Regions from separate parts of the Homo sapiens genome. Here regions 2 and 3 are each linked to region 1. A link is a contact called in ENCODE Hi-C or POLR2A ChIA-PET data. All regions are on one chromosome and are shown on one strand. Each heading gives the region's core, a stretch centred on a gene start or an enhancer-like site at or near the end of the contact. The rest is flanking DNA. Distances are from core to core; before and after follow the strand shown.

Evidence for each region. Hi-C counts contacts between places; a loop is a spot of excess contacts on that map. ChIA-PET counts read pairs that join two places held with the same protein, here RNA polymerase II (POLR2A). Pooled maps may share reads with other maps.
Region 2: a map of gastrocnemius medialis shows a loop between it and region 1 (6-fold over the local background). The contact joins two enhancer-like sites. A Hi-C loop is called at or near these places in 1 of 168 maps with a recorded cell type or tissue (gastrocnemius medialis) and 3 of 50 pooled maps. POLR2A ChIA-PET finds 5 or more read pairs at or near these places in 1 of 52 experiments (RWPE1).
Region 3: a loop to region 1 is called in a map of gastrocnemius medialis, with 4 times the contacts of the local background. The contact joins two enhancer-like sites. A Hi-C loop is called at or near these places in 4 of 168 maps with a recorded cell type or tissue (Right ventricle myocardium inferior, gastrocnemius medialis and prostate gland) and 4 of 50 pooled maps. POLR2A ChIA-PET finds 5 or more read pairs at or near these places in 3 of 52 experiments (K562, SK-N-SH and activated CD8-positive, alpha-beta memory T cell).

Annotation. Positions count from the first base shown.
Region 1 is chr7:50,499,519-50,503,747 of GRCh38, reverse strand. The region is part of intron 7 of DDC (dopa decarboxylase); the gene reads left to right. Among named protein-coding and RNA genes, the nearest start is that of DDC-AS1, 30 kb to the left of the region's middle. RefSeq lists enhancers at 866-1,365, 1,103-1,397, 1,366-1,867. Within about 2 kb of position 1,252, at least 16 of the 41 ENCODE cell types and tissues checked have a DNase peak (open chromatin) inside an H3K27ac peak, as active enhancers do; they include gastrocnemius medialis, where a contact is called at or near this core.
Region 2 is chr7:50,631,293-50,635,941 of GRCh38, reverse strand. All of the region lies in intron 7 of GRB10 (growth factor receptor bound protein 10), which reads left to right. Among named protein-coding and RNA genes, the nearest start is that of DDC, 68 kb to the right of the region's middle. Within about 2 kb of position 2,966, at least 3 of the 41 ENCODE cell types and tissues checked have a DNase peak (open chromatin) inside an H3K27ac peak, as active enhancers do; they include gastrocnemius medialis, where a contact is called at or near this core.
Region 3 is chr7:50,676,371-50,681,458 of GRCh38, reverse strand. All of the region lies in intron 5 of GRB10 (growth factor receptor bound protein 10), which reads left to right. Among named protein-coding and RNA genes, the nearest start is that of GRB10, 100 kb to the left of the region's middle. Within about 2 kb of position 3,626, at least 5 of the 41 ENCODE cell types and tissues checked have a DNase peak (open chromatin) inside an H3K27ac peak, as active enhancers do; they include gastrocnemius medialis, where a contact is called at or near this core.

The DNA.
Region 1 (4,229 bases), core at 3-2,502:
CAATATAGAAGTTATGTAAAATTGCAGGTTATGTTGGCCCTGTTGAGGAGAATAAACTCTTCAAAATCTTAGAGTAACCACCTTCATATGTGGGTCGTGCATACACCTGATATGAGAATTGTCCACACTTGAATTTAATTCTTTGGTATATCCCTTTTTCACCTTTTTTTGGAATTACTGAATGCAGTTAAGAAAATTGCTGAAGGTAGTTTAGCAAATCAACACAATGAAACTGGATTTCGCCAAGGAATAATCTGTGCTTCAGATGTTTTCCTGGTCACTCTCACCTCCTCCCTTCCTCATTCAGAGATCCTAGGTTTTCTCATTGAGACTAGGATGCTGTGTTTTCAAAAGGTGAATGTGAATGAGCAGCTCTGTTTCTAGAGTTTCACCTTTGACATGTAGCTCTGGGAACTCAGCAGGTCTTGAAGCTGCTTCTGTGGACAGAAGAACCCTCGTAGGGCAGGGACACTGGCTCAGGGGGCTCCCCCTTTCTCTGTCCCTCTAGGATGGGAATGTTCTGACCGCTCGGCTGTGAGTGGAGCTGCCCAAGTGGGGCCTTCAGATCACATACCTGTGGCCTGTGCCAGATCCCACAACAGCTACCAGGGAATTGGCTTCCTCCTTAGTCTGCACAAGCCAAGCACAGTTCTCACCTCTCCTAACCCAAGAGTCACCCATAGTCCATACTCAGAGGAGTGGACCCTCCTCTCCTGGGCGTTGGCCTCCCTTCTTGGGGTCAGCAGCTGGGGAAGGCCGGTGCTGAAGGTGCAGGTGCCTTTGTGTGAGCTAGACATGAAATTGGTGACAAGGAAGCTAGGGTGCAGCCCAGGATCCACCCCTGAATCTTACATTCTGAGCTTCATTTATGCTGTCTGTAAAGTGAAGAGAAAAACCCCACTTGTGCTCATAAAATAACAAGATTTCCCCACACGATTATTCAGAGGATAAATTAATGCAGGGAAAATGCACCATCCCAAAGGTAGAGTGCATTGCTGCACAGCAAGGAATGCAGTGCTGGGAACTACTGGGAGGTGGGTGGCATAGACTTACCCGCTCTCACAGGGTTTATGCTCCACCGTTTATGCTCTGTGGCACACAGCTGTAAGAACAACTGGCGGGAAGTGGTCGTGCACAGCCCCGGGCTGGGGAGAAGGGATAGAACTGGCTGACTCAGGACTGCAGCCACAGCATTGGCCTCATCAGCTGCAAACCTTCATCAGCTCAGCCAAGCAACTTGGAGTCCTCTGACTCAGATGTCAGGCTAAGAACTGAATGTCCTGGCCAGTAGCTGGCTGATGTAATTCCCTAGGGCTATCGGATTTAAAGGGCCGAGGTCTTCTGCTGGATAGAGCCCACATGGCCTGCTGTCCCCTGGGCCAAGTGTGGGCTGCCCGCTGGACCATGGAGATGACAGCCAGCGTGTGTCACCTGCCAGTCACAGTCCCCTGGATGGATCCAGCTCAGGCCTTCCTGCTATCTGGGGCCCCCTCTTCTTTGTAGAGGCTGGAGGCTGTGCACAGAGCTTGATTTATGATTTGTTTGGTTTGAAACACTGAGGTTGCTTTTGGGGTTGTGCAGAAGGAGCTGACATGGGTGAATGCCAAAACCCTTTCATCCATTGGCAGAATGCATAGGGGAGGTCAGTTTTGACAATTCCTTTTTTTTTCTTTATTTTTGAGATGGAGTCTTGCTCTGTGGCCCAGGCTGGAGTGGCACAATCTCAGCTCACTGCAACATCTGCCTCCTGGGTTCAAGTGATTCTCCTGCCTCAGCTTTCTGAGTAGCTGGGATCACAGGCACATGCCATCATGCCTGGCTAATTTTTGTATTTTTATTAGAGATGGGGTTTCACCATATTGGCCAGGCTGGTCTCAGACTCCTGACCTCAGATGATATGCCCGCCTCAGCCTCCCAGTGTGATGGAATTACAGGCGTAACCCACTGTGTCCGGCCAACATTTCCATTTTTATTGATGGTGTTATATTACTAACTGTTGGTGGTACCTTAACAATTAAGTCAGCACCCTTTTACCTACTTTCCCTCTCCTGCTACCATTTTCCTATCACCAGATATTTAGCATTCTCCAACTCCAAGCGGGACTGTTCTGAGATCCTGAGCTGACCTTATTCTATATATGATTAGAATAATCTAACATAATTCAGATAAGTTATTCACCCACCATCATTTGACAAAGAAAACAAATCAGAAGATGGTTTTCTTCCAATTGCTGCCTTAGGAAAGACATTTTCTTTTTATTGCATTTGAAATGATTTGCCAGTGAGGGTATTCAGATTGGTCTGCTTGGATGGATCAGTTGTCTGGCAGGTTTTACTGAGAAGATGGAATACAAAAAGTGGATAGTTGAAGTCAGTTAGGTTGCCGATGGGGAAGTGGGGAAACTGAGGACGAGGGTATGGGCTGAGTTGGGGAGGCCATCTCAAGGTGTGAGGAAGGGAATAGCACAGGGCAGGCAGCCAAAGCTGCATCCTGAGGTGCCAGCATAACTGAGAGAGGACGTGCAGCTGGAGGGGCAGCCAGGCCTGCCGCAAGTTCCTGGGAAGTCTCAGAAGGAAAGAGTCACTGACAGCAGGAAGCTGGAGGGGTGTGAGCCTGTCCCATCCCTCCCCACTGAGGCAGCCTTGCCTCAGGGCTAGGTGTGCCCCTGGTGCATGCAACTTCTCAAGCTCTGGCCGAGGGTCTCTGTGTCTGCCTGGTTCCTAGATGGGCCGTGCTATGCAGTGTGTGCTGTTAGTGGATCACATATGAGATGCAGAATGCAGAATGCAGAGGCATGCCCACAGCTCCATGCATCCCCATGGAAACCAGAGAAGCCCTTCAGAGTCCACTTCCTTTAGGGGTCTGTAAGTTCCCTTCTGCAGGAGTTGTAGGCCAACTGCAAGCTTAGAGAGAACACAGTCCTCCACAAAGCTGATAAAAGACATAAGGCGTTTCAAAGCTTTGACTCAGTTTAATCATCAGGATGAAAGCCCTCAGTTGGATTAAGGTCAAGTGTGTCCTGCGGACACGGATATCCACCCCAGGGCATGGGAGGCCAAAGGTCACAGAGCAGTGTGGACCTGAACCGAGGCTTAGGGGCTCATCACTTCCCCCAGAATCAGTCTCACCTGGTGCTTGCATAACCCCAGATGGATGCAGCAGTGAGCCAGGAAGAGCACAAGGCCTTAGGATTTGCAGAGTTTCTCCCTGAGGAGTCACTCAGTAATCATGGGATGTCCATGCCTGTAGCTCAGATCAGCGGTAAGGTTGAGAAAAACCTCAGATCACATCATAAGATAGGTGTAAATTTGAAGCTTGCTGTAGTCTGAACGTTTGTGTCCCCCGCAAAGCCCATTTGCTGAAATTCTAACCTAAGGTGATGGTATTGGAGGTGGGGCCTTCCAGTGGTAATGAGGTCAGCACAGTGGAGCCCTCCTGATTGGAACTGTGACTAATTAGTGCCCCTGAGAGTCTCACGCCTCATTGCACAATGAGCACCATGGATGGTGAGTGAACGGTGAATCCATGGATCCCTACAAATGCATATGCTGACCCTGACACCTACCCCACGGTACCCTGACACTGGTATCCACCCTGTGAGGTGAGGGTGGCTCGCGCCCTCTCTGTGGTCCTTCACCCTTCAACTCTTACTCTCCTGGGTGCCTAGGGCTGAGAGGCAGCAACCATGGAAGCCACATTTATTTCTCCCCTACTCAGTGCTGGGGTCCTGGCAAGCACATTGTAAATATTCCCTTGCTCATCCCTTGGGCCTATGGGTACTATTTCATCTCCATCTTCCTGGGAGGAGAGTGAGGCTTGGAGAAGTAGATAGGGCCCCTTGGCTGGGGAGCAACTGGAAGCAGGAGTTGAGCCCAGATCTGTCAAAATTGAGGGAGCATGCTACATCTGTGGCTCTCCCAGCTCCTGAATGAGGCAGCCCCTGCCCACAAGGCTGCTATGCATGGTTGGAAAACAGAACCCTGTTCATGAAGAAAGCAGGGGATGGTCTAAGATGGTGTAAAGTAAAGAACTTCACCTGGTGGTGGGGATGGAGTGGGGCAGGTAGAGGTCAGCGTGGACTGTGTGCAGACCTCCCCTTGGATGATGTTTGGGGGAGGACTTGAGAATGGATTAGCAAAGGGAACCAGGAAGGGAATTCCAGGTGGGTGGAAAGGGTGGTGTCACTGGAGAGAAATGCAGGTGAGTAACATGAGGCTGTCACACGATGG
Region 2 (4,649 bases), core at 1,717-4,216, 130 kb before region 1:
GCTGTGGATCCATCTGGTCCTGGGCTTTTTTTTTTTTTTATTGGAAGATTTTTATAATTACTGATTCCATTTTATTACCCCTACTTGTCTATTTAGGATTTCTGTTTCTTCCTGATTCAATCTCAGGAAGTTGGGTGTTTCCAGGAATTTATCCATTTCCTCTAGGTTTTTTAGTTTGTGTGGATAGAGATGTTCATAATAATCTGTGATGATCTTTTGTATTTCTGTGGTATCAGTTGTAATGTCACCTTTTTCATTTCTGATTGTGCTCATGTGAATCTTCTTTTGTTCTTAGGTAAACTTGCTAGCTATCAATTTTATTTATCCTTTCAAAGAACCAACTTTTGATTTCATTGATCCTTTGTGGGTTTTTTTGTTTTGTTTTGTTTTTTGGGGTCTCAATAACACTTAGTTCTGCTCTGATCTTTATTTCATTTCTTCTGCTAGCTTTGGGTTTTGTTCTTGTTTTTTTAGTTCCTTGAGGTGTGACATTGGGTTGTTAATTTGAGAACTTTCTGTCTTTTTGATATAGACATTTAACACTATAAAACTTATTTCTTAGCACTGCTTTTGCTGTATTCCAGAGGTGTTGATATGTTGTGTCTCTATTTTCATTAAAAAAATTTCTTTTTCTGCCTTAAGTTCATTGTTTACCCAAAAGTCATTCAGGAGCACGTTTTTTAGTTTCCACGTATTTGTACAGTTTTGAGAGTTCCTTATGGTATTGATTTTTAATTTTATTACACTGTGGTCCAAGAAGATACTTGATATGGTTTTGATTTTTTAAAAAATTTATTGAAATGTGCTTTATGGCAAAGCATCTGGTCAATTTTGTTTGATGTGCAGATGAGAAAAATGTATATTCTGCAGGTGCTGGGTAGCATGTTCTATAAATGTTTATTATTTCCATTTGATCAGGTCTAGCTTAAGTTCAGAGTTTCTTTGTTGACTTTCTGCCTCAGTTACCTGTCTACTGTTGTCAGTGGGGTGTTGTAGCCCCCCACTATTATGGTATTGCTGTCATTCTCTTCTTTTAGGTGTAGTTGTATTTGTTTTATGAATGTGGGTGCTTTGGTGCTTGCACACGTATTTCCAAAATTTATGTCCTCTTGTATTGAATGCATTCTTATGATATAATGCCCTTCATTGTCTCTTTTTCTAAAACTGTTGTTAGCTTAAAGTCTGTTTTATCTGATATAAGAATGGCTACTCCTGCTCACATTTGTTTTCCATTGCATGATATATATTTTTCCACCCATTTACTTTGAGTCTGTAGGTGTCTTTAGCCGTTAGGTGGGTCTCTTGTAGGCAGCAGATGGCTGGGTCTTGTTTTTTTATCCAGTTTGCCAGTCCATGTCTTTTAAATGGAACATTTAGGCCATTTATGTTCAACATTAATATTGGTATTTGAAGTGTTATTCCTGTCATAGTGTTGTTAGCTGGTTTATTTGTAGTCTCAGTTGTGTAATTGCTTTATACAGTGAGCTTTGTCTACTTATGTATGCTGTTATGATGGTGAGTATCATCCTTTTGTTTCCATTTTTATAACTCCTTTGAGAATTTTTTTGTAGGATTTGTCTAGTAGTGGCAAATTCCCTCAGCATTGGCTTATCTGGGAAAGGCTTTATTTCTCCTTCATTTTTGAAGCTTAGTTTGGCAGAATATAAAATTCTTGACTTACGTTTCTTTTTTCTTAAAGGAGGCTAAAAATAGACCCCCAGTCTCTTCTGACTTGTAAGGTTTCTGCTGAGAAGTCCACTGTTAGTCTAATGGGATTTCCATTATAGGTGATTTGACACTTCTATCTAACTGCTTTTGAAATTTGTTCTTTCATGTTGACCTTGAATTAATCTGATGACCATTCTTTGGTGAATGTGCATCTTCTGTAGTATCTCTAATGGGTTCTCTGAATTTCTTGTATCTGCATATCTACATCTCTAGCAAGTTTGGGGAAATTTTCCTGAATTATTTCCCTTAAATATGTTTCCAAACTTATTTTTTTTCTTCTCCCTCAGGAATACCTATAAGTCCTAGGTTTAAATAATCTTACATTTCTCAAAGGCTTTATTCTTTTTTAAAAAATTGTTGTTTCTTCTTATCTGGGCTAATTCAAAAGACTAGTCTTCAAGCTCTGAAATTCTTCTGCTTGGTCTACTCTATTGTTGAAGCTTTCAACTGTTTTTTGAAATTCCTTTAGTGAACTTTTCATTTCCAAAAGTTGTTGTTGTTGTTTTGTTTGTTTTTAATATATCTATCTCATCTTTCATCTCCAGAATTACTCTTCTGGTTTTTTTGTGTTGGTTTTCAACTTTCTCTTGGCTCTCATTGAGCTTCCTTACACTTCATATCTTGAATTCTTTATCTGTCATTTCAAAGTTTTCATTGTGGTTAGGAGCCATTGCTAGAGGGCTAATGTGGATGTCACAACATTGTTTCTTCATGGAGCTGGAGTTCTTGTGTTGGTTTCTTCTCATCTGTAGAAGCGGTCACTACTTATTTTTGAATTTACTTTCATTTGCTTGGTATTTTTTCTTCCCTCCCCCACCTTGAGGATGTGACTGTTCTGTATGTTGGTTAAGTTCCTTTGTCTTGGCTTCTCTGTAGTTTTAGGGGGCCAAGGCTTTTATGAATTACTTGGTTATAGATAGCTTTAGTGTAGTGGTTTTCTCAAATGCTAGTTGTTTGTAGGTTGTAGTAACAGTGTGCTGGACCAGTGGTCAGACTCACTGTCTCCTACAGAGAAATGGGGAGGTGGAGGTTTCAGGAGGCTTATCTCATCCCCCACCGCTGTATACTGTCAGCAGGAATTACTTTGAGTTATGCAGTTCACCCTACAGGCCAGTAGGTGGCGCTTGCAGTTGAGAGGCAGTTGCAATAATAGCAGTGGAATTTTTGGCCTTTGTTGATGTGGGGAAATACCAGGGTTTCCCTGGCCATGGGCGGGATTCCCAGGGATCCCGTCCTGCACTCTGCCACCACCCTGGCTGGGGGCGGCAGAGCTGGGTATGGCTGGGTCTGGCAAGCCCGTGACCAGGCTCTCCAGGGCAGGTACAAGCACCAACCTTGGCGGGGGTCTAGGGACACCTCTCAGGCCACTGGGACAACCCTCTAGTGTGCAGCACAGTTGCCTTTCCTGCGCAACAGAGTCTCTTCAGTAGGAGGAGCAACTGGGATGCTTAGCCCAGCAGGTAGCCCTGGAGACTGCCAGCTCACACTCCCCCAACCCTGTGGTTCTCCCTCCAGCATCCAGCCCTAGCAACTGGCCCAACCAGCTAGGCTTCTCCCAAGTCATCCGCACTGCCCTGAGCTCCTGGTACTCAGGACCTCAGGACTCCCTGCAACGGAAACCAAGGCTATCAGGCCACACCCTTCTGGGTCTGGTCTCACTAAGGGTGGGGCACCCGGCTCCCATGCCACCCCTTGAACCTGCGCCACACTCTTTGCTGTGTTCAGACAGTGGGGGCTCCTCCAGTATTTGAAATCAGGCCACAAGTCTCATCTCCATAGCCCTGGGCAGTGTGCTGCGTCCTGGGGAGCTGAGACCAGGCCTCAGGGTCAAGCCTCAGCTGTGGTGGGGGACACTGAACTGCTCCCAGGCTAACAACAAAACACTTCAGGTGGGACAATGCAGGCTATTAAGCACATTTTTTTTAAGTAGGTTTGAGTCACTATAATTGAACAGGATTATTATGCGTGTTCTCTTTATGGTGAGTAGAGCCATATAATCATGTGTAGTGCTTCAGTTATCCCTTATATCAAGAAATAATATCATTAATTTAAAACAGAACTAAAAATAATGGCAGAATTACATTCCTTTTTGGTGAGATTAATTTAGCCTACCCTGGTTGGTTATGCCCTAGTCTGAAGTAAATGTAATTTACCCCAAACCTCCAGGCTTCAGGGTCTGCCCAATTTGAGGCCTTCAGGGCCACATGGAATCAAAAGCCTTTTTGTGTGAAGCCTTGGAGCCCACCTGGTACACGCTGGGTAGTGGGTTGCAGTGGAGAAGAAAGGCAAGCAGAGCCAGGGCGGGGAGCCCTGGTTAGATCCTGGCTCCAGTACTTTCCACCTCTGTGACATCGGGCAAGCTTTCTGCCTTCCAGAAATAGCTCCACCTCCTGTCAAAGGGGCAGAGACATGTGCGTGGAGTTAAGGCTTCCTTTGCCTTCCTGGCACAGCAGTCTTCCTGCTTTCTCCTCAAGGCCCCTCGGAGGCCAGGTAGGGTAGGGTAGGTCACCCAGAACAGGATTTCATCCACATGCACAACCTCATATCACGTCTTCGGGACCTTTTGCCTGCTTTGATAATTTCTCTTACCCTGTGAATGCCTCCACTTGGCCCTGTGATTACAACCTGGCTTCTCCAAAACATTTACCACGAGTATTTACCAGAGTTACTAAAAACTCCATTTTACATTACATCCTAAAAGAGCTTTTGAACTAAAAAGTATGCTAGATCATAATTAAGCACTGGGATGAAACTGGTCGCAAGAGCTGCTGGCCCAGAAGCCCTCAGATGTCTCGGTTTCTGTGTGAAGGTCTCAGGGTAGGTGTGGATCTCGGGTACTGTGGGTCAGTGTGTGCACCCTGGAGGCTGGGCCGTCTGTCCAGGGACATCTTATGCTGCAGAGGGCTCGAAGAGGACAAAGA
Region 3 (5,088 bases), core at 2,377-4,876, 180 kb before region 1:
TCTGGAGAGCCTTAAGGTCGGGCGGCATCCTGGGAGCCATAAACACCATCGCCCCTCGAGTTGGGACTAAGAGGAGGCCGGAAGACTGGAGCAGCTTGCCTAAAGTCCAAAAGGGCCAGGGATGCAGCTCAGGGCTGTCTGCATATCCGATGGTAGTCTTTGGGGTAGAGCCGGAGGCTTCTCCGTGGAGGGGCTCCCCTTCTTGTCTCCCAGCCTTCTGCACCCTGCCAGGCAGCTCATGAGCTGTGCCTGCTCTGTGCCTCATCTTCGTGGTTGTAGACTGAGATTTGGCTCTCAGTCGCTTCTTAGTTGCTTTGAATCTAAATAGCAGCCATAGATACTTAAACACTCAAAGGGCGGGGTAGTGCTTTATTTAGAAAGAATGTGTATATTTAAATGTAGCTTTAAGGAGAGCAGAGGACAGATTTTATGAAAGCAGAGAATCAGTAGTCTCCATATTTTGTGTTATCTGTAGAATTGTTGAGTAGGGCCCTGGATCTGTAAGTCATATTGGGATCTTCTTGGAGGAGGGTCTGGATGGAGTTTCAAGGTAGCAGAAGACAATGCCCCTGCCCTCAGGGAATTGGATATAGGATTAAATATGCATGCAGCCTTCCTGGATACACTAGCCTGCATTTGTCTTAGGAGAAGAAAAAAAACATTCTAAGAAAAATAATTAAGAAACCACCTGTAAATAGTAATCAGGAACAAGTGAGTGTAGCCTCAGCAGACTGAGAGGATCCTTGTGATTTTAGCTTTGTCTAACTATGTTATGCCCAGGATATATGTTTATTTTTGTCCCATTTTATGTCATCACAAACTTTGAATATGCTTTGGATGGCGATTCTGCCCATGTGGCCTGTGGGTCCTGGGAGTCGGAGTGGAGACTTCTGAGTCTCCATAGGCACCAGCACTGATTGGAGCCCTGCCACTGCCCATTAGCATAGGCCACGACTCTTTTGCAGATGTGTCTGTACATAATGAAAAACCAAAAAACGTATATTCTTACAAATTGTTAAATTCATCAGTTTGTTGATATGTGTTTTCTCAATTACTAGAGACTGAAAATGGTGGTTCCCCTTGTCTTTTGTGAGCTGGGTAGAGAGGAGAGGATGCCATTTTCAACAAAGGTTGGGAGAAGGAAGTTTCTCTTATAAACACTGAAAGCCAAGAGTTATGACTGTGTAGCTCTTTCTAGGTACAAGGATATTTATATGCATTTGCTGGACAGACTAATTCTAGGGATTTTATTTTCTGCCTCAAATCCTGCCTGTGTGTAGGAACCCGTGAAATAAAGCATTGATTCCATTTGTATTTTTATTTGGAGTTGTGGTTAGGTGGTTTGCTTTTGTGTTTGCTGAATATCTTTAAATACCATAAATATGATAGAGAAGAATACTCTAACCATATAATACCTGGTTTTCTTATTCTACTTACTTATGTCCAAACTCTATATATGGGAAATTAAGTGCATGTGACTAGAATACATGAGAATAGAAGATAAATTGTTGTTCAGAAAGCTGTTTCAGTAGAAGGTTAAGTTATATTTGCACAAAGTTTTAATTGGTTAGAAGTTAACAGAAATTGCTTGCCAAGTGAACATGGTCTAGTGGAAAACACTTTTGCAGCCTGACCTTCACTTCTTTTCTAGATAGAAATGTGTAAGGACTTTGGCTTTTGCACATGTGTTAGAGACTTTTCATGTAAAGTGCCATTTATCTGTTTCTTAGGGACTGAATCTGCTTTGACTTAATGATATACCCCCACCCCAGCTGTTTATGACTTAACAGGGTATATCTTCCATATGAAAATGGGGGAAGGGGGTAGTGGAGAAAGCTCTGAAGGCATCGCACACTGATGGAAGCTTGTGTAGGTCTGTGAAGAAGGGATCGTAATGGACACGTCCTAAACACATGGTGCAAATAACATGTCCTTATGTTGCCAAATCATTTAGTAAAGTGAATCCAGTGTCATCTTTAATCCCTAAACAATGTAAAGAAGACACTAGATGGTGCTGTAAACTAAGAAATGTATTGGTGAAGGTGGTGAGATGGTGCTAGAAGTTAAATCCTCTGTCCCCGGAGTTTCTCTGTCCTCTTTGCCTTTTCCTAGTCAGCACACCTAGCCTGCTGCATGGAAGACATTTACTCGTGATGATTTATAAGCCCGATGCAAATGTGTTTCGCTGAGTTTATATCTATTTTAAAACTAAGCCAGCCTCAGTTTGCTAATGACAGTGAAACTAGATGAGATGTGAATTTGAGATCAGACAAGCTACTCAAATATTTGGGGCAAAGTTAATACCCAGTTTTGGACTGGGTTATTTAAAGAAGGAAAATAACTATTAATAACATGATTGACAGCCATGTTGTTTGACCTATATTTGTGCAGAAAATACATTCTTATAAATCCGTCTGAAGTGAAATTTTATATATAAAATTATTTTTTTCTTCACCTTTCACTATTCCTCCCAGTGGGGCAGCCCCATGGAAAATATTTTGGCGTCAAGTTAACATTAAATAGACAATCTGAATATTCACTGCGAGAAGCATTTGTTTACTTGTTTCTCCCACTTCTGTTACGTGGCAGAAGGCCTTTCACAAATGGGTGATTATTGATCCACTTGGATTCATGGGACCAGACAAGAATTTTGCAGTTGACCACACCCACAGAGGTGGCACACAGAGTCCTTACTGAGGTAGACCAGCTGACAGAATAAACGCCATAGGGATGCTTGTAAGAACTCAGTGTGATTTCAGTCGTATCTTAATGTAGTAATTAAAAAAAAAATGGTGTAGAATATGAAAAATTGTCTTCTTTTGAATCAAACCTTTAAAACCCCTGTTTGGAAGATTTAACTGTCGCTCTTCGTTAGAATTTAGTGAAGCTTACAAGTCAGAGAACCATAATTGATTTTATTATCTAAACAGATAAAATGCTAATGAACCCCACAGGACATTTTACAGTTGTTTCTAAAGTATGGCATTTAAAATTTCTAAAAAGTTTTATTTTTGCTGTAATGGCTCTGGAAAGTATGAAGGTTTGAAACATCCAGATAGAGTGGTTGGATTCAGTTTATGAAGATTATAACCTATTGAGTTACCAGATTGACCTGGCTTTGTTGAAAATATTCATGATTGAATGTATTAAAGTAGAAAATAGTTGTACAAATAATCCACCTCAGAGGAGAGTAAAAGCATTTTGAGGATATGTGTTGTGTTTATATTTTGGCATCTGTTACCTTATATTTACTTTGAATAATGACAGAATTACTTTGCATTTGACCTAATTGCAGAGCTATGACCCAGGAATGATCTGGTTGACTGACAGAAGGCTTAGCAGGAAAAGGACAGGAGACCCCGGGGGCTGCTTGCCTGGGGAGCACAGCCAAGGGGCTGTTAGGAATGCATAGAGAGAAATAACTGCACATGAAAATTCCCCAGAGGGAATGAAAACATGTTATTTTCCTAGAAGAGAACAGTCTCAGAGTAGGAACTGTACCACTGTTTTTATTTCCAAAGCAGGATTAAAAGCCTGGCATTGAATTGGCAGAGTGGCCCCACAGCACACGTGTATGTGTGTGCAAGTGTGTGCATGTGTGTGGACATGTTCGCACGTGTGCACGTGTGTGGCATTGAGACCAACCTGCATCACCCAAGACTGACTATACTTAACAGTGAACTTTGTGTTTTGGCCAGTATTGACTTTTAGATGGCCCACTGAGATAGAAATATTGAGCTGTTAATACGGTAAGTTAAGAGTGGCGCTCGTGCTAATTGTTTTGCAGAGCTTCAATTAAGCAGCTATTCCCTGTCAGCTAAATAGGAGTGTAGGAGATGAGTGGGTGCGTGATGCATACGTTCTAGAACTTTCCTGAAGCCCCAGATTCGTGGTCTCCACTATAACTTTTCCTCAAGATGGATGCAGCAGTCTCAATAAATACAGAACTGAGGTCTTGTCTTTGGCAGGCAGAGTTCTCTGGACTGCAATTTTCGCTCCAGCAGTTGGCAGTGAGGCTCTCCTCTCCCTGAGGCCACAAGCCTTCTGGGCCTCGGGTAGCTCAGGCAGGTACATGCCTGCCCCTCCAGGGGTCCTGATTTTTTGCCAACCAACTCTTCCCCACCCCACCTCACCCCAGCTATGAGCAAGAGTTCGCCTGCTGACTCTGAGTGTTCTTCCTTGTGATTAATTATTGATTATGCAGTAATTATTAATTATTGATTCAGCACTTTGTCCTTTTAATATCTGGCCAGGATTAATATTTGACCACTCACAACCTGAACCATGGCAACATCTCTCTTCTTCCCTCCTTCCACACAGATCCTGGGCACACAGGGCCCTGCTTGCTGCGTCTCAGCTGCTGATTTCACCCAGTCCGCATCTTCGGATCCATCTGACCCCTGTTTTTCTAAGGCAACCTTCCTCTTCCAGCCTGATGCTCCCCAGCCCCTGCCCTCTCCCCTGGCCCTGGTTTGAATGTGGCCTCTGTTCTTCCAGCAAGGGCTGTGCTGGCCAGGCCTCAGTGATCTCATCGCTGCCATTTCAGCAGCCTCCCTTCTGTCCTCACCCCTCCCTTCTATCTGTCTGTCTTCACCAGGATCTTGAGCGTGATCTGGCTAAACCCTGCTCCTACTGTCCCACCCACTCCAGAAGCCCAAGCACTACCCCCGGGGGTGACCCTGCCCACTCCATACCCCCTCTGCACTACCGTGGTTGCCCAGGACTTCCCTCCCTCATTGTTGTTGTTTTGTTTCCTTATGTCTTGTCTTGTTATGCCCTTTAGCCTTGAGAGATGAGGGGAGCCCTTTAAAACAAAGGCCTTCCTAACCAGAGGGCAGAGTGCCCCTCTGAAGCTTCTGTGAGGAGCACACACCTGGTAGGAGAGAATGAGGGATGCAAAGCTTATTTTCAATACCGCTTATGTGACCTTGGGCAGGTGATTTAATTCTTCCAGGCCTATTTCCTCAGCTGTTAAGCCAGGTTAATAACGATCACTTTTTGTTATTTTGTAAGAAATAGATGAAATAGGGCTAATAAATAACATCTTCCTGTTTACTGTGTGCCAAGCTGTGTTATAAAGCAGATAAT